Linked DNA regions of Homo sapiens: region 2 is linked to region 1. A link is an interaction called in ENCODE POLR2A ChIA-PET data of the cell type or tissue named here. Cell type or tissue: GM12878. All regions are shown on one strand. Links, peaks and the distances in the headings refer to the core of each region. The heading gives the core; the rest is flanking DNA. Region 1 holds the start of HLA-DRB1 (major histocompatibility complex, class II, DR beta 1). Region 2 holds the start of HLA-DRB5 (major histocompatibility complex, class II, DR beta 5).

The links. Peaks named below come from ENCODE experiments on the same cell type or tissue, not always from the same donor. Only the 100,000 strongest peaks of a DNase experiment are listed, where the experiment ranks them.
Region 2: POLR2A ChIA-PET joins it to region 1 with 51 read pairs; 5 of 35 experiments call an interaction of 5 or more read pairs at or near these places.

What each region holds. Positions count from the first base shown.
Region 1 is chr6:32,584,689-32,593,390 of GRCh38, forward strand. It overlaps HLA-DRB1 (major histocompatibility complex, class II, DR beta 1), which reads right to left and starts at 5,160. Exons shown (of 6, transcript NM_002124.4): 1 at 4,955-5,160. The coding sequence starts at 5,054. In GM12878, for the core only: no CTCF peak of the experiment used is centred there; a DNase peak (open chromatin) is centred at 5,153; H3K4me3 peaks cover 2,230 bases; H3K27ac peaks cover 3,799 bases.
Region 2 is chr6:32,523,915-32,534,724 of GRCh38, forward strand. HLA-DRB5 (major histocompatibility complex, class II, DR beta 5) reads right to left here and starts at 6,373. Exons shown (of 6, transcript NM_002125.4): 1 at 6,211-6,373. The coding sequence starts at 6,310. In GM12878, for the core only: no CTCF peak of the experiment used is centred there; a DNase peak (open chromatin) is centred at 6,387; H3K4me3 peaks cover 535 bases; H3K27ac peaks cover 1,423 bases.

The DNA.
Region 1 (8,702 bases), core at 309-8,308:
GCCTCCTCCTGGGAGCCCCAAAGACACTCTCTGCTCCTCTCATCCCACACGCTTTACCGGTACCTTCAACAGCACCCACCGCGTTCACCCTGTGAACACTTCCTTAGTGATGACCTTGTGCCAGGCCTGCGCTGCCTCTAGGAATCCAAACGAGGGAAAACAGACCTCTCCACTCCTCTGGGGGAGCTTAAAGAGCAGTGAAAGCGATGGCCAAAAACCAAACACACAAGAGCTTAGACAGCAATGAGAAATATCAGAAGTGTGGCGTTCTAGAGCAGAGAATAATAGAAGATTCCCAGTTAAATTTGGATTTCCAATAAATTATGGTTGTGTATCTGAAATTCAGATTTCACTAGGAACCTGTATTTTATTTGTAACTCTAGCCCAACTTGCTAGTCAAACCTCAGAAGAAGGAGTGATTTAATACTTCCTTGTGTTCTTGAACACATGCCCAGATAGACATATACAACGTTTAAAATGATAAATGCAAAATGAATGAAAGTTTCTCCTATACATCAGAACTAGCAGCCCTTGCATTTCTGTCCCCACTCTAAGAAACAGCCTGGTACATATGAATATCAGAAATTGTGTCAATAATTCAGACACAATATAGTCACTACTCACTAATGATGGTCAAACTCTCAAACTCTATAATCAGAAAACCTGAATAAAAACACGATCTCTTCTACTTGGGTCAATTTTTACCAACCATAAGCCTTTTTGTAATCTATCAAATGCATTTAATAATAGCGTAATCCTCACAGGATTACCGTTAAGTGTAAAATTAAATGATGACACTTCTTAGCACTGATCACATAATAAACACTCGAATACATTCCCATTTTAACTTTTCTGATCCTATAACTGCAGCTCATATTATTTTTTGTATTCCTTAATTCTAAAGCAATTAGTATCTTCATCATGATTTTGCAATTGTCTTCTGTTCTTCTATTAGTTTCATAAAGAATTGTCATTCTGAAGACATAGGGCAGAAACACTGGTTTATGTCAAATAATGCAGTATACCTAAACCTCACACAAAAAGCATCTGCTGACATAGAAGAAACGGACTTTCTATATGCTCAGATTTAAACTGCAATCTGATTTCCAGCACTAAATTTGTAATACTGGGTGTTACTTATAACCTCTCAATTTTAGATTCCAGAGATGTATATGTTTTTAAATACCACAGATACAACAGGATCATTATTGAAATTGAATACTGAAATTCATAGGCCTGATACACAGTCATTGCAAAATGTTACATGGCATATAGTGATGGCGACTGGATTCATTTTATTTATCACTCCATTCTCATGACCTAGAGTAATAACTGGTATATGCTATGTCACTAATAAATATTGGCTGTGTGAAATACTGGCTGTGTTAAATATTGGCTGTGTGACATTTTGCATGAGTAGTCACCACTGCACACAGGGGCTCTCCGTATTTCCTCGCTAATAATGACTGAGCATCTCTGGTTCACAGGTCCTCCTCCTTCTCTTCAGCTTCTTTAGCCTTTTCCTTTAGGTTCAGCTGGCTCCCTGAACCCAGAGAACAATCCTTCCCTGAAGCTCTCTACTCAAAACAGTCAACCTTAACCTCGTCCTCACTTTTACTCACTCTTCAAATGGTCCAATCCAGTTTCCTACCTGGATGCTCCATTGACTGCAAATATCGACTCCACCAAACCCAGCACTTGCTTCTCTATCATATTCTCACTTGCCCCTCCTCTTAGTGGTACTCACCACAATTGGCCTCTCCCTTCTCCTTGAAAATAATCTATTTTCCTGGACTTACACACATGATGTTCTCTTGGTTTTTCTCCAGCATCCTTGGGCTCTTTCTCAGCCCCCTTTGCTGGCCTGTGCCCTGTTCTTTTTTCTTCACACAATCCATCTCCCTATGTATCCTCTTCCACGCCCTGGAATTTAACACACTACACGTATTGCTGCTGCCAACATAAATACCTGAAGCCCTGGCCTCACCATGAGTCTCTTAAATGCCATTGACCTTCGGATTTCTCCACATAAATGTCAATCAATCATCTCATATTTAAACAAAACTTTTATTTCAAACCACCCACTTCAAATCATTTCCTCCCATAGTTTTTCCTATCTCAATAAACAACACTACCACCCATTTATTTGTCAAAAGAAAATCCTTAGGAATAAGCTTGATTGTTCTACCCCCTTTACAGTAATTCATTAACAAGCTAAGCAAAAATACATGCCAAGTCTGTCCACTTTATCTTTTTCACCATCTTTATCACTAATGCACTCCATGAAGCCACAAACCTGTTTTCCCTGAAGAATTCCCTGCTGTGCTCCTAAATAGTCTTCCTAACCACTAGTGAACCCCAACAATCCAATCCCCACAGAGTAGCTAGAATTAGTTTTAAACATTGAATATAGGCCGGGCGCAGTGGCTCACGCCTGTAATCCCAGCACTTTGGGAGGCCAAGGCGGGCGGATCACGAGGTCAGGAGATCGAGACCATCCTGGCTAACACGGTGAAACCCTATCCCTACTAAAAATACAAAAAATTAGCCAGGTGTGGTGGCATGCGCCTGTGGCCCCAGCTAATCGGGAGGCTGAGGCAGGAGAATCGCTTGAACCCAGGAGGCGGAGGTTGCAGTGAGCCGAGATTGTGCCACAGCAATCTAGCCTGGGCAACAGAGAGAGACTCCATCACAAAATAAAATAAAATAAACAAACAAATAAATAAATAATAAAATTTAATTTTTTTTTACTGTGGACATCAGAGCCTATAATGATGAGGCTCCTGAATTCCTCTCTGTGTCCTACCCTCATCTTCTGCCTCTCCATTTCCTTGCTTTCTATACATCAGCCCCTCTAGCTTTCTTTCTCTCCCTCCACATAATTTAACACATCAGGGCTTTCCCCCGATTCGGTCTCCCTGGAACTTTCATCCCTTAGATCTTCACGACTGTCTACTTATTTTGTTGTCTCAGCTGAATGTCACTTTCTCAGGTGGAGCTCCCTAACATATGAACTAAAGTAGGTGAATCCATGTCTCTCTTTTTCACAAACCTGATGTCTTTTCTTCAGTGCACTATGACTCTCTAACATTATCTTCTTTGTTAAATGCTTATTGGGTTAGTGTCTGTCTCCTCTACTCTTGTGTAACTTCCATGAGAGTAGGGACGCTCTCTAACTTAATCAAATAGAATGATTTGAACCTAGAATGGAGCCCAGTAAAGAGTAGCTGCTGAGAAAAATAAGTGTGGTTTACATGAATAAACCAGGGTATGGGAACTGATCACTGTAGGGATCCTGGAAAGCAAGAAGGGGCTCAAGCTCCAGCACTCTTTCATTTTAATGTCACACTAGACCCCTTCTCCTCCCAGTGATAAATACAGGCAAACTTCTTTTTTCTCCTCCTTCTAGTTGGAAGAAGAATTCACAGATAAAGAAACAGTGATTTAAGAAAAAGGAAATTTTTTTATTAAGAGTCATCTCTTTTGCCTGGGCACAGTGTCTCACATCTATAATCCTAGCATGTTGGGAGGCCAAGGCAGGAGGATTGCTTGAGTCCAGCAGTTCAAGACCAGCCTGGGCAACATGGCAAAATCTCATGTCTACCAAAATTACAAAAATTAGCTGGGCGTGGTTGCCTGCCTGTATTCCCAGCTACTCTGGAGCCTGAGGAGGGAGGATCACTTGAGCATAAGTGGCAGAGGTTGCAGTGAGCCTCGATCACACCACTGAGCTATAGACTGGGTGACAGAGCCAGGCCCTACCTCAAAAAGAGAAAAAAAGTCTCTTTCAATGAATCTCATAGTGCTAAGGTTCTGTGCAAGCTTTAGAGATTTCTGGAAATGATGACAACATAGCTGGGGAAAAATAGAAACTGGAGGAAGAGGTAAGCAGACATGGCTAGTTAAGGAAAGCTGAGGGCATGATGGGTGAACCTAGGAAATTTAGGACAAGACCCCAGTAAGACAATGAGTTCCCAAGACTTGCCCATTGACTTTCAGCCCTATGAGACGTGAACAATGTTCACATCATCTCGGTAACCCCACACAGAGTATATAGTTTGAACATTATTAAATTTCTGATAGTTGATTATTTTTGACTTAAAAAATAGAATTTCATATAATTTATACATTAGTTAAATCTCTTCTGTCATGTCTAGTTAGAGCACATAGGAGATGCAAGAGAAACAAGTACAGAAAGGTTAAAAAAGATTCATAATGAACACGAACCTGGGCTAGTTTTTCAGAGGATGCCTTAAGTTCTTTAGGCACCAAAGAATACCTCATAAATGCTCTGTATCTGTAAGGTGACTCCAAGTATTAACAATCTCAGCTTCAGTTCCAGGGACTTTTCCCCACAAGAAAGGAAGAGCACTAAGTATAACTTCTGTCAGAGAACCTACATACACTACAGGGATACAGGCCTTATAAACATTGGAGTTCAGCAAGAAAAGAAAGGAGATAATGGGGAGGCCACTGGGTCCATCCTCACATATGAGGACTATGGCCAACACCAAAGGTCCTGTGGGGAACCTAACACTGGATCGTCTAGGAGAGACCCTTTGAATTCCCTTGACTCCCACAAAATTTTCAGTAAGAACCTCCTTTTGTCTGACATAAGTCAACATAATAAAGGGAAGTGCTGTATGGGGAATTTATTTTAGAATCCTTATTTCTAAATCCTCTAAAGACCCTGAGGACATGTGATGCAAAGGTTTTATTGGTGGAGATTTGAAAAGAAATGATTTGTGCAAAGGCCCCTTACACAAGTCTCATGAAGAGGGCAAGTACCCAAGCTCCTTTTATGGAGGAAATAATTTGGGATCCAATGATAAAGATGGGCAATCTCTGAAGAAAACGTCACAATTTCTTAAGGGACATGGCCTGGGCACAATGTTAACAAAACTCCCTATTTTCCCCACCCCATAGTAGCTCAGCACCCGCAATGTGCACTTACGTCGGGTGTCCCCAGACAAAGCCAGTGGGGAGCTCAGCACCATCAGTGTCACTGTCAGCGCTGTCATGCAGGAGCCTCCAGGGAGCTTCAGACACACCATGCTGGAGAACAGGACAGGACCAGGGGCCAGAGAAGCAGGCAAGTCTCACTCAGGGAGAACTATGAACCCCTCCACCCACATTCCAAGTTATAGGGAGGAAGTTACTGATTTCCTTGCTCCTGGGTTGGGTAATCTCGTGTTGGAGAACCAATCAGCATCTGAGTTCAATAGCATCATCAGTTGCTGGTCAGAGATGCTGTATGAAGGTCCTCTTCTGAAACAGAATTTCCTTCTTTAAAGGATTGTTTTAATTTAGCACTTGGAAGGTTTGAACCAGTTGCATGTAAAACACCTTAATTGGGGAGCTATTGTAGCCAGCTCTGTGCTGGTCAGTGATGTGTTCACAAGTTTGAGCCTTGTAAGAGCATTCATTTCCCACTTGACAAGACAACTATTTGCAGGAGTGAGTGTGAGTGTGTTTAGGAGTAAAGGAGATGGAGGGAACATGGCCGCAAATCAGGAGACCTTTAATCTGGTCCTTATTGCACCATATCTTAATGTTGTAGATTTGGGAAAATTACGTCATGTCTCACAGTTGAAATGAAGGCACCATGATCTTTCAGGTCTTTCAACACTAGAAAATGTGATTCTGTGGATGCCTCAAGGAGCAGCAGCTCCGGGTATCTGATGATATGACAGAATGACAGCTGTTGACCGGAGAGCTTAATCTGTACCTATTTACAGGTAGAGATGTCTGTAATAAGTTAAAGGAAATTGAAAGTTAGTTAATAATTTAATCTGAGTAAAAAGAGTTTTTTCAAGTGTGTCTCCTGATGCTGCCCCCAAGTTTAGTGTCATCTCCAGAACACACACAGGCAAGGGGCTTGCAGGGGCCACCTATGTGCAATGGAGAGTCCGAAGTTGCTTTTGTATAGCACTTACCCTATCAATGTGTTAAGGTCAACTGTGTAATCAAAGTATGCAGGGGGCTGAGATGATCGATCAAGGACTCAAAGTCAGCTGTTGACAGAACAACTCTGTTTTACCATAATTAATATTTTATGTCGAGTGTTCAATCCCTCATTCTTGGCTCCCATTATGATTTCCTCCTTTGTTTAAGGCTATGGCCCTTTAGTATTCCACTTCTCTTGTTTTATCGTAAGGGAAGATATTAGAAGACTTTGCTGGCCGGGCGCGGTGGCTCCCGCCTGTAATCTCAGCACTTTAGGAGGCCAAGGTGGGCGGATCACTTGAGGTCAGGAGTACCAGACCAGCCTGGCCGACACGGTGAAATCCCATCTCTACTAAAAAAATACAAAAATCAGCTGGGCTTGGTGGTGCATGCCTGTAATCCCAGCTACTCGTGAGGCTGAGGCATGAGAATTGCTTGAACCTGGGAGGTGGAGGTTGCAGTGAGTCAGGAGCACACCACTGCACTCCAGTCTAGTCGACAGAGTGAGACTCAGTTTCAAAAACAAACAAAAAGGCTTTGCTAACTAGTACGTTACAGAATGTTCAGGAAACAGAACCCTAGGGAAAATCTATGAATTACATCAGTTGATGTAATCATCTAATTTTAAACATATAATTCTACATTTAGATAATTATTATGCTTTACATTTATATAAATGTAGCATCTAAGATTCAGAATGGACTTCAAAGTATAACTATGCAAATAAAGTTCTGCATTAATTCACACCCTACCACAGTTCTGACAGGCACTCCTTCCTTATGTGCCTTAGTGTTTCTAGGAATGAGATACTCACCATGCTGCAATAAAAATGACTAAAATTTCTTGAGCAATTTTTGAGCATTTTGCTTTGTACTCAGAATTGTATGAAGAGCTTTCCATACATCATATTTTTATTCAATTCTCACATTAGCTGAGTGAGGGAAATACCCTTTTCATCCTTACAAGTGGAGAGAATAAAATGATGGAGTTTAAACAACTTTTGCAAGGATGCAAGGCTAGTAAACAGTAACTCGGCCTCCCAAAGTGCTGGGATTATAGGTGTGAGCCACCACGTCTGGCCAGCAAAATCTTCTTATATCTTCCCTTACGATAAAACAAGAGAAGTGGATTAGTAAAGGGCCATAGCCTCAAACAAATGAGGAAATCATAATTGGAGCCAGGAATGAGGGATTGAACACTCTTCACATAAAATATTAATTATTTTAAAGCAGAGTTGTTCTGTCAACTCTATTGAACCAAGTTATTATATATGTGATTCCAAATACCTCAAGCTCTGCCATTGTATTACACTATCTCACATTCAATTTCTAAAGAGAATTATGTCCCTTATATTAAAATTATTTTTATCACTTTAATTCATGGCTGTGCAAATCAGTAAGACTACTTCTTTTAATGAATGGCAACATTTTATAGACTTTGGGGGTAGATACTGTGTAGCAATTCTGGTTCCTTCAAAAGATTCCCCTCATCACCATGGTTACTCCTCTCTGGAAATGACACAATTTGCGTTTATGTTACATAAGGACACCCATAGCTCCTGCACAAATCTCCTTCTTATTAAAGATAACAACAGCCTCAACATTCCTAACTCCATTCTATTACTCTCAATCATCATTTCCAATTTCTCAGCACGAAGTAGTGCAAGTTTGATCATTTCAGAATAGAATAAAAATAGTGTCTCGTTTACTTTGGAAAAATATATTTCTGTTAATGTGGAAAGTTGAAGATTTCTTGGAGAGGTTGGTTAGAAGTCACTATTGTCCCTGGATTTGAGAATAAACTGTGTTCCCACACTACAGTGATAATTCAGTACTATTGACAATTGTGCAATTGTAACCAGGAGAATATCACATTTAATTTGATAATAGGAAATTGTAATTTACTAATTAACTAACTGTGGTGTGGTAATCTAGGAAAGGAAGCTAAGGTTCACCTTAGTATTACAGGATAAAAGTGGAGGCAAAAATAAGTAATTCTACATCAAGAATGTACTAAAATACAGTTAAAGAGAAACTTTCAAAACTTGTTTATATAAATTTGACACACTATTTATAAATCATACAAATTTGTATTTAAAAAGATGGCCAGTGACAATGAACTAAATTCTGTATGTCTTATACATTTATGAGTAACAAAGATGTTGTCTTAGTTCATTTGTGCTGTGATAAAATACGGTAGACTGGGTAATTTATAAAGAACACATGGAGGCTGAAAAGTCCAAGATTAAGGCACCAGCAGGTTCAATGTCTGGCAAAGGGCATGGTCTCCACTTCCAAGATGGCGTCTTGCATCCTCCAGAGGGGATGAATGCTGTGTACTCACATGGTAGAATGTGGAAGGGCAAGAGGCTAAAAACTGTGTGAAGCGTTTTTTACGAGGGCCTTAATCCCATTCATGAGTGAGGAGCCCTACCTGAATTTTAAAGGAGACACACTTATACTACAACAGATGTGCTTCTTTAAATTACATATCTCACACTTTCCTTCAATATTCAATATAAGGATAGTTCAGGCTAAACAATGTAGCAACTCTCACCAAACCATCAATCACACAGGTGGTCTAATAGGCTGAACTTTTGCACTGAAAACAAGAGAAGAATCCTCTCAACTCAGCTGGATGTGAGAGGTGTCAAATACGAGAGATTATTTCCTGAGGAAATGGCAATAAAATTGGTTTCTGGAAGAAAGTGGTTTTCAGTACGGAACTTCCACGGTCTCTGGTCTTGATGTATGAAA
Region 2 (10,810 bases), core at 2,649-10,648, 58 kb before region 1:
TCTGAACATTGTAGGTTCTCTAGCAGTGTCCCTGGCTTCTACTCATTAAATATCAGAAGAAACCCCTGTGGTGACAACCAAAAATTGCTCAAACATTGCCACAAGTTCCCCAAGGGTGATGGGAGGGAAAGGAGCGGTGGTGAACGATCCCTGGGTAAGAACCACAGGTGTGAACCATCTGAAAAAACCTGTGTTGAACAAGCCACTAGTGGTTATGGAGCAGCTGAGAATTGTATTGAAAAATATCTGTGAATATCTTGGTCCTACATAAAACGAATGCTTTATAGAATTCTGGTCCCAATACAGTGCTATCTTTCCAGAAAATGAACTTGTTGAGAACTAAGATTTACTGATTTCCTTGCATTACCAACCAGTCACCAAATCATATCATTTGTCTTTCATATCATCTTCTTTCTTAATTTCTCTGCCACTTGTCCACTAATTATCTGTAGTAGTGAATCACAACCACAGCTATTTTATTCCCATTTAATGCCCCAACTAACTCACGTCTTTCAGTCTCCCACTCCCAACAATACTAGCAGGCATCAAATTACCAGCCTTGGCCAGAGATAGAACTCTTGGTTTTGTAGTCAAGTCCCCTCAGAAAGTCAGAAACCAAGAAAATGACGTTCTCATACAGACAGTTTACAAAACATGAGCAGGTCCCCAGACTTTGTGTAGAGACCTTCACAAAGCTCCGTTTGCCCTTTAGAAATGATGGCAGAGAGGTGTGCACCCTGGATCAAACAATGTCTATCTTTCTATTCCTAAATTATGTAAGCACTTTCTTTACAGACAGAATGTTAAAAAATAAACATTTGTAAAGTCACTGTCACTGTGGCTTGCATGGCTAGCACTGTAATCCATGCTCATGTGTCCCACTTAGGGTTGACAGATTTGACAAATAAAACCAGAGGATGCCCAGGTAAATCTGGATTTCCAATAAATTGTGGTCGTGTGTCTGAAATTCAGATTTAACTAGGAACCTGTTTGTTATCTGACAACCCTAGCCAGACTTGCTAGTCAAACCTCAGAAGAAGGAATGATTTAATACTTCTTTATGTTCTTCAACACATGCCTATGATAGACTTATAGAACTTTTAAAATGATAAATGCAAAATGAATGAAAGTTTCTTTTATACATTGGAACTAGAAGCCCTTGCATCTCTGCCCCCACTCTAAGAAACAACCTGGTACATATGAATATTAGAAATTTTGTCAATAATTCAGACACAATCAAGTCACTACTCACTAATGATGGAAAAACTCTCATATTCTAGAATCAGAAAATATGAATTGAAATATGACCTCTTTTAAATGGGTCACTTTTTGCCAACCATAAGCCTATTTGTAATCTATCAAATGCATTTTATAATAATCCTCACAGGATTTTTGTAAGTGTGAAATTTAATAAAGAGTCTTCTTAGCAGTGATCACATAATAAACACTCAAATGTATTCCCATTTTAATTTTTTGATCCCTATAACTGGAGCTCACATTATTTTTTCTATTACATGATTCTAAAGCAATTAGTATCTTCATCATGATTTTGCAATTGTCTTCTGTTCTTCTATTAGTTTCATAAAGAATTGTCATTCTGAAAACAGAGGGCAGAAACACTGGTTTATGTCTAATAATGCAGTATACCTAAACCTCACACAAAAGGCACCTGCTGACATAGAAGAAATGGACTTTCTACATGCTCAGATTTAAACTGCAATCTGATTTCTAGCACCAAATTTGTGATACTGGGTTTTACTTATAACCTTTCAATTTTAGATTCCAGAGATGTACATGTTTTTATATACCACAGATACAGCAGGATCATTATTGAAATTGCATACTGAAATTCATAGGCCTGGTACACAGTCACTGCAAAATGTTACATGGCATATACTGATGGAGACCAGATTCATTTTATTCATCACTCCATTCTCATGACCTAGAGTAGTAACTGGTATATTCTAAGTCACTAATAAATATGGGCTGTGTGAAATACTGGCTGTGTGACCTCTTCATGAGCAGTCACCACTGCACACAGGGGCCCTCTAATATTTCCTTGATAATAATGACCGAGCATCTCTGGTTCACAGGTCCTCCTGCTTCTCTTCAGCCTCTTTAGCCTTTTCCTTTTGATCCAGCTGGCTCCCTGAACCCAGAGCACAGTCCTTCCCTGAAGCTCGCTACTCAAAACAGTCAACCTTAACCTTGTCCTCTCTTCTACTCGCTCTTCAAATGGTCCAATCCAGTTTCCTCCCTGGATACTCTACTGACTGCAAATATCAGCTCCACCAATCCCAGCCGTTGCTTCTCTGTCACATTCTCACTTCACCCTCCTCTTAGTGGTACTCACCACAATTGGCCTCTCCCTTCTCCTTGAAAAAAAAAAATCTATTTTTCTTGACTTACACATATGATGTAATCTTGGTTTTTTCCCAACATCCCTGGGCTCTTTCTTAGTCCCCTTTGCTGGCCTGTGCCCTTTTCTTTTTTCTCCAGACAATCTCCCTATGTAACCTCTTCCACTCCCTGGAATTTAACACAGTACACCTATTGATGCCACCAACATAAATACCTCCAGCCCTGGCCTCACCATGAGTCTCTTTTTTTTTTTTTTTTTTTTGAGACGGAGTCTTGCTCTGTCACCCAGCCTGGAGTGAAGTGGTGTGATCTCAGCTCACTGCAAGCTCCACCTCCCTGGTTCACGCCATTCTCGTGCTTCAGCCTCCCAAGTAGCTGGGACTACAGGCACCCACCACCATGCCCAGCTAATTTTTTGTATTTTTAGTAGAGACGGGGTTTCACCGTGTTAGCCAGGAAGGTCTTGATCTCCTGACCTGGTGATCCGCCTGTCTAGGCCTCCCAAAGTGCTGGGATTACAGGCATGAGTCACTGCGCCTGGCCCACCATGAGTCTTTTAAATGCCATTGACCTTCTGATTGCTCCACACAAATGTCAATAAATCATCTCAAACTTAAACAAAACTTTTATTTCCAACCACCCACTTCAAATCATTTCCTCCCACAGTTTTCCCTATCTCAATAAACACCACCACCTTTCACTAATTTGTCAAAACAAAATCCTTAGGAATAAGCTTGATATTTCTACCCCCTTTACAGTAATCCATTAACAAGGTAAGCAAAATCCACTTTATCTTTTTCACTGTCTTTATCACTAGTGAACTCAAGCCTATTTTCCCTGAGGATTCCCTGCTGTGCTCCTAAATAGTCTTCCTAACCACTTGTCAACCCCAACAATCCAATCCCCACAGAGTAGCTAGAATTAGTTTTAAAAATTCAATATAGGCCGGGCACGGTGGCTCACGCCTGTAATCCCAGCACACTGGGAGGCTGAGGCAGGTGGATCACGAGGTCAAGAGATCAAGACCATCCTGGCCAACATGGTGAAACCCTGTCTTTACTAAAAATACCAAAATTAGCTGGGCGTGGTGGTGCACTCCTGTAATCCCAGCTACTTGGGAGGCTGAGGCAGGAGAATCTCTTGAACCCAGAAGGCAGAGGCTGCAGTGAGCCGAGATAGTGCCACTGCACTCCAGCCTGGTGACAGAGCAAGACTATATCTCAAAAAAAAAAAAAATTAAAAAATTAAAAAAAAAGAATATAAATTGACTTTCCTTGTAACCATCCAGTAGCTTCCCATATCTATTTAAATAAAATTCAGGCCATGCGCAGTGGCTCACGCCTGTAATCCCAGCACTTTGGGAGTCTCAGGCGGGCAGATTACTTGAGGTCAGGAGTTGAAGACCAGCCTGGCCAACATGGTGAAAGTCTGTCTCTAGTAAAAACACAGAAAAAATAGCTGAGCATGGTGGCAGGTACCTGTAATCCCAGCTACTTGGGAGACTGAGGCAAGAGAATCACTTGAACCCGGGAGGCAGAGGTTGCAGTGAGCTGAGACCATGCCATTGCACTCCAGCCTGGGCAACAAGAATGAAACTCCCTCTCAAAAATAAATAAGATAAATAAATAAATTAATAAAATAAAATAAAATTCAAGTTTCTTACCATGGACATCAGAGCCTGATATGAGGCTCCCGACTTCCTCTCTGCATCCTACCTCATCTTCTGCCACTGCATTTCCTTGCTTGCTCACTTCAGTCCCTCTAGCCTTCTTTCTGTCCCTGCACATAATTTCCCACACCAGGGCTTCCCCCCCAATTCGGTCTCCCTGGAACTTTCGTCCCTTAGATCTTCACGACTGTCTACTTATTTTGTTTTCTCAGCTGGATGTCACTTTCTCAAGTAGGGCTCTCTAGACATATGAACTAAAGTAGGTGAATCCATTTCTCTCTTTTCCACAAACCTGATGTCTTTTCTTCAGTGCACTATGACTCTCTGAAATTTTCTTCTTTGTTAAATGCTTATTGGGTTAGTGTCTGTCTCCTCCACTCTTGTGTAACCTTGAGAGTCGGGACCCTCTCTATCTTACTCAAATAGAATGATTTGAACCTAGAAGGGAGCCCAGTACAGAGTAGCTGCTGATAAAAATAACTGTGGTTTATATTAATAAACCATGGTTCTGGGAACTGATCACTGCAAGGATCCTGGAAAGCAAGAAGGGGCTCGAGCTCCAGCACTCTTTCAATTTGATGTCACACTAGAATCCTTCTCCTCCCGGTGAGAAATACAGGCAAATTTCTTCTTTCTCCTCCTTCTAATTGGAAGAAGAATTCACAGATAAAGAAACAGTGATTTAAGAAAAAAGAAATTTTTCATTGAGATTCATTGCCTGGGCAATGAATTCACCGTGCCTGGGTGCGGTGGCTTACACCTACAATCCTAGCATGCTGGGAGGCCAAGGCAGGAGGATTGTTTGAGTCCAGGAGTTTAAGACCACCCTGGGCAACATGGCAGAAATCTCATCTCCAACAAAATTAGTTGGGCTTGTAGTCTCCGCTGCTCTGGAGGCTGAGGAGGAAGGATAGCTTGAGTCTTGGAGGCAGAGGTTGCAGTGAGCCTAGATCGGACCACTGCATTACAGCCTGGGTGACAGAGCCAGGCCCTATCTCAAAAAGAAAAAAATTATCTCTTTCAATGGATCTCATAGTGCTAAGGATCTGTGCAAGCTTTAGGGATTTCTGGATATGATGACAACATAGCTGGGGAAAAATAGAGAGAAACTGGAGGAAGAGGTAAGCAGACATGGCTAATTAAGGAAAGCTGAGGGCATGACGGGTGAACCTATGAAATTTAGGACAAGACCCCAGTAAGACAATGAGTTCCCAGGACTTGATCATTAACTTTCAGCCCTATGAGATGTGAACAATGTCCACATTCTCTCTGTAACCCCACACAGAGTATATAGTTTTAACCTTATCAAATTTCTGATATTTGACTATTTTTGACTTACAAAAATAGAATTTCATATAATTTGTCCTATGTTAGTTGAATCTCTTCCTGTCATGTCTAGTTAGAGCATGTAGGAGATATAGGAGCAAATAGTATAGAAAGGTTAAAAAAGATTTGTAATAAACTCTAACCTGGGCCAGGTTTTTAGAGGATGCCTTAAGTCCTTTAGGCACCAAAGAATACCTCATAGATGCCCTTTAACTGTAGGGTGACTCCACATACTAAAGATCTCAGCTTCAGCTCCAAGGATTTTTCCCCATAAGAAAAAGCACTAAGCATAACTTCTGTCAGAGACCTTGCATACATTACAGGGTAAACATTGGAGTTCAGAAAGAAAAGAAAGGAGGTAATGGGGAGGCCACTGGGTCCATTCTCACATATGAGGAAGAGGAGCCAATATCACAGGTTCTGTCAAGGGCATAACACAGGATTGTCTAGGAGAGACCCTTTGAATTCCCTTGACTCCCACAAAATTTTCAGAAAAAAACTCGTTTTGTCTGACATAGGTCAACATAATAAAGGGAAGTGCTGTATGGGGAATTTATTTTAGCATCCTTATTTCTAAATCCTCTAAAGACCCTGAGGACATGTGATGAAAAGGTTTCATTGGTGGAGATTTGAGAAGAAATGACCTGTATGGAGGCCCCTTACACAGTCTCATGGAGAGGGCAAGTAGTCAAGCTCCTTTTGTGGAGGAAATAATTTGGGATCCCATGATAAAGATGGGCAATCTCTGAAGAAAATGTCACAATTTCTTAAGGCACCTGGCCTGGGCACAATGTTAACAAAACTCCCTATTTTCCCCACCCCATAGTAGCTCAGCACCCACAATGTGCACTTACGTCGGGTGTCCCCAGCCAAAGCCAGTGGGGAGCTCAGCACCATCAGTGTCACTGTCAGCTTTGCCATGTAGGAACCTCCAGGGAGCTTCAGACACACCATGCTGGAGAACAGGACAGGACCAGGGGCCAGAGGAGCAGGCAAGTCTCACTCAGGGAGAACTATGATCCCCCTCCACCCACATTCCAAATTATGGGGAGGAAGTTACTGATTTCCTTCCTCCTGGTTTGGGTACTCTCGTGTTGGAGAACCAATCAGCATCTGAGTTCAATAGTATCATCAGTTGCTGGTCAGAGATGCTGTATGAAGGTCCTCTTCTGAAACAGAATTTCCTTATTTAAAGGATTGTTTTAAATTAGTACTTGAAAGATTTGATCCAGTTGCACGTAAAACACTTTAACTGGGTCCCTATCGTGAGCCAGCTCTGTGCTGGTCAGTGATGTGTTCACAAGTTTGAGCCTTGTAAGAGCATTCATTTCCCACTTGACAAGACAATTGTTTGCAGAAGTGAGTGTGTGAGTGTGTTTAGGAGTAAAGGAGATGGAGGGAACATGGTTGTAAATTGGAGACCTTTAATCTGGTCCTTATTGCACCGTATCTTAATGTTGTAGATTTGGGAAAATTATTTCATGTCTCACAGTTGAAATGAAGGCACTGCAATCTTTCAGGTCTTTCAATACTGGACAATGCTGTGATTCTGTGGACGCCTGAAGGAGCAGCAGCCCCGGGTATCTGATAATATGACAGAATGACAGCTATTGACTAGAGAGCTTAATCCGTACCTATTTACAGGTAGGGATGTCTTTAATAAGTTAAAGGAAATTGAAAGTTTGTTAATAATTTAATCTGAGTAAAAATATCTTTTTCAAGTGTGTCTCCTGATGCTGTCCCCAAGTTCAGTGGCACCTCCAGAACACACACAGGCAAGGGGCTTGCAGGGGCCACCTATGTGCAATGGAGGGTCTGAAGGTGCCTTTGTATGGCATTTACCCTAACAATGTGATAAGGTCAACTGTGCAGTCCAAGTATTCGTGGGTCTGAGAGATCGATCGAAGACTGTGAAAGTCAGCTGTTCACAGAGCAACTATCTTTTCTTTTTTTTTGAGGCGGAGTCTTGCTCTGTTACCCAGGCTAGAGTGCAGTGGTGCGATCTTGGCTCACTGCAACCTCCGCCTCCTCAGTTCAAATGATTCTCCTGCCTCAGCCTCCTGAGTAACTCTGACGACAGACATGTGCCACCACGCTCGGCTAATTCTTTGTATTTTTAGTGGAGATGGGGTTTCACCGTGTTAGCCAGGATGGTCTCGATCTCCTAACCTCGTGTTCTGCCTGCCTTGGCCTCCCCAACTGCTGGGGCTACAGGCATGAGCCATCGTGCCTGGCCACAATTCTGTTTTAAAATAATTAATACCCTCCCCCTCCCCCTCCCCCTCTCCCTCTCCCTCTTTGCACGGTCTCCCTCTGATGCCGAGCCAAGGCTGGACTGTACTGCAGCCATCTCGGCTCACTGCAACCTCCCTGCCTGATTCTCCTGCCTCAGCCTGCCGAGTGCCTGGGATTGCAGGCGCGCACCGCCACACCTGACTGGTTTTCGCATTTTTTGGTGGAGACGGGGTTTTGCCGTGTTGGCCGGGCTGGACTCCAGCTCCTGACCGCCAGTGATCTGCCAGCCTCGGCCTCCCGAGGTGCCGGGATTGCAGACGGAGTCTCGCTCACTCAGTGCTCAATGTTGCCCAGGCTGGAGTGCAGTGGTGTGATCTCAGCTCGCTACAACCTCCACCTCCCAGCCGCCTGCCTTGGCCTCCCAAAGTGCCGAGATTGCAGCCTCTGCCCGGCCGCCACCCCATCTAGGAAGTGAGGAGCATCTCTGCCTGGCCACCCATCGTCTGGGATGTGAGGAGCCCCTCTGCCCGGCCGCCCAGTCTGGGAAGTGAGGAGAGCCTCTTCCCGGCCGTCATCCCGTCTAAGAAGTGAGGAGCGTCTCTGCCCTGCTGCCCATCGTCTGAGATGTGGGGAGCACCTCTGCCCCGCCGCCCCGTCTGAGATGTGAAGAGCGCCTCTGCCCGGCCGTGACCCCGTCTGGGAACTGAGGAGTGTCTCTGCCCCGCTGCCACCCCGTCTGGGATGTGAGGAGCCCCTCTGCCCCGGCCGCCCAGTCTGAGAAGTGAGGAACCCCTCCGCCCAGCAGCCACCCCATTTGGGAAGTGAGGAGCCCCTCCGCCCTGCAGCCGCCCCGTCTGGGAAGTGAGGAGCGTCTCCGCCCGGCAGCCGCCCCGTCTGGGAGGTGGGGGGCGCCTCTGCCCGGCTACCCCGTCTTGGAAGTGAGGAGCCCCTCTGCCCGGCTGCCACCCCTTCTGGGAGGTGTACCCAACAGCTCATTGAGAACGGGCCATGATGACAATGGCGGTTTTGTTTAATAGAAAAGAGGGAAATGTGGGGAAAAGAAAGAGGATCAGATTGTTATTGTGTCTGTGTAGAAAGAAGTAGACATAGGAGACTCCATTTTGTTCTGTACTAGGAAAAATTCTTCTGCCTTGGGATGCTGTTAATCTATAACCTTACTCCCAACCCCGTGCTCTCTGAAACATGTGCTGTGTCCACTAAGGGTTAAATGGATTAAGGGCGGTGCAAGATGTGCTTTGTTAAACAGATGCTTGAAGGCAGCATGCTTGTTAAGAGTCATCACCACTCCCTAATCTCAAGTACCCAGGGACACAAACACTGCCAAAGGCGGCAGGGCCCTCTGCCTCGAAAAGCCAGAGACCTTTGTTCACATGTTTATCTGCTGACCTTCCCTCCACTATTGTTCTATGACCCTGCCAAATCCCCCTCTCCGAGAAACACCCAAGAATGATCAATAAATACTTTAAAAAATAATAATAATAATAAATAAAAAATATTAATAATTAATATTTTATGTGAAGAGTGTTCAATCCCTCATTCTTGGTTCCCATTATGATTTTCTCATTTGATTGAGGCTATAGCACTTTACTATTATGTTTCTCTTGTTTTATCATAAGGGAAGATATAAGACGACTTTGATAACTAATACATTTTAGAATGTTCAGGAAAGAGAACACTAGGGAAAACTATGAATTACATCAGTTGATGTAACTATATAATATTGAACATTATTATACATTTAGATAATTATTATGCTTTTTATTAATATAAATGTAACATCTAAGATTCAGAATGGACTTCAAAGTACAACTATACTTAGAACGCTCTGCATTAATTCACACGCTACCACATAGGCAATCCTTCCTCATGGGCCTTAGTGTTTCCAGGGGCAGCATTCTCACCATGCTACCATAAAAATGAGCATTTTACTTTATACTCAGAATTGTACTAAGCGCTTTTTATACTTCATATTTTTATTTCATTCTCACATCAGCTCGGTAAAATAAACACCCTTTTCATGCTTACAGGTAGAGAGAATAAAACGATGGAGATGAAACAACTTTTGCAAAGATACAAAGCTAGTAAATGGCATACTATAGATTGAACCAAATTACATGCCCCTCAGGCTCAGCCACTATATCATAATCCTTCTCATTCTATTTCTGAGAATAATGTCCTGTGTATTAAAATTATTTATATTCCTATAATTTATGGATGCGCATAGCAATATCGCTACTCATGTTAGTGAATGGCAGCAGTATACAATTTGAAGAAGATACTGTGTAGCAATTCTAGTTCCTTCAAAAGAATCCCCTCATTATCATCCTTACCCTCCCCTGGAAATGACAGCATTTGCATTTATCTTATGTGATGACACCCATAGCTCCTGAGAAGTCTCCTTCTTATTAAAGGTAACAGTGACCTCAAAATTCTTAAATATAAACTATTGCTCAGAATTATTATTTCAGATTTCTCATGATAAAGTAGTAAATTTGATCATCTCAAAATAGAAGAAAAAAAGTGCCTCACTTACTTTGGGAAAACATACTTCTATTAATATAGAAAGTTCAAAATTTCATGGGTAAAAGTCACTATTGTCCCTGGATTTGAGAATAAACTATGTCTCTATACCCCAATAATAATTCAATACTATTGGAAGTTGTGAAATTGCAACCAGAATATCACATTTAATTTGGTCAACAGAAAATAATAATTTACTTAGAAACTAATTTAGTCCCAGCTACTCAGGAGGTGGGTGGATTGCTTGAACCTGGAAGGTCCACGCTGCAGTGACGCAAGATCATGCCACTGCATTCCAGCCTGGGTGACAGAGGGACACCCTGAAAAAATAAAAAGAAAAAGAAAAAAAAGAAACAAAAAAAAGAAAAGAAGGAACAAACTGTGTAAAAAAGAAACTAATTGAGATGATGGTAATCTAGGAAATCCAGCTAAGGTTCAGCTTAGTATTTGAGGTTAAAAGGGTGGTGATGCCGGCAGTGGCGAGCTGTCCAGAGTGGCCGGCTGCAGCGGGAAATTGCAAGCGGTGGTGGCAGGAACGACTGCGGGAACCGTGGCCATGGTGGGACCCCGGTGCCCCATGTCCCGTGTGCCTCGCGCCCCTGAGGCAGCCAACTGCGCTGCCCAAACCCTTCAGCAGCCGGAGGGACCGCCCCCAGGCCAGGAGCCTCCACGACTCCT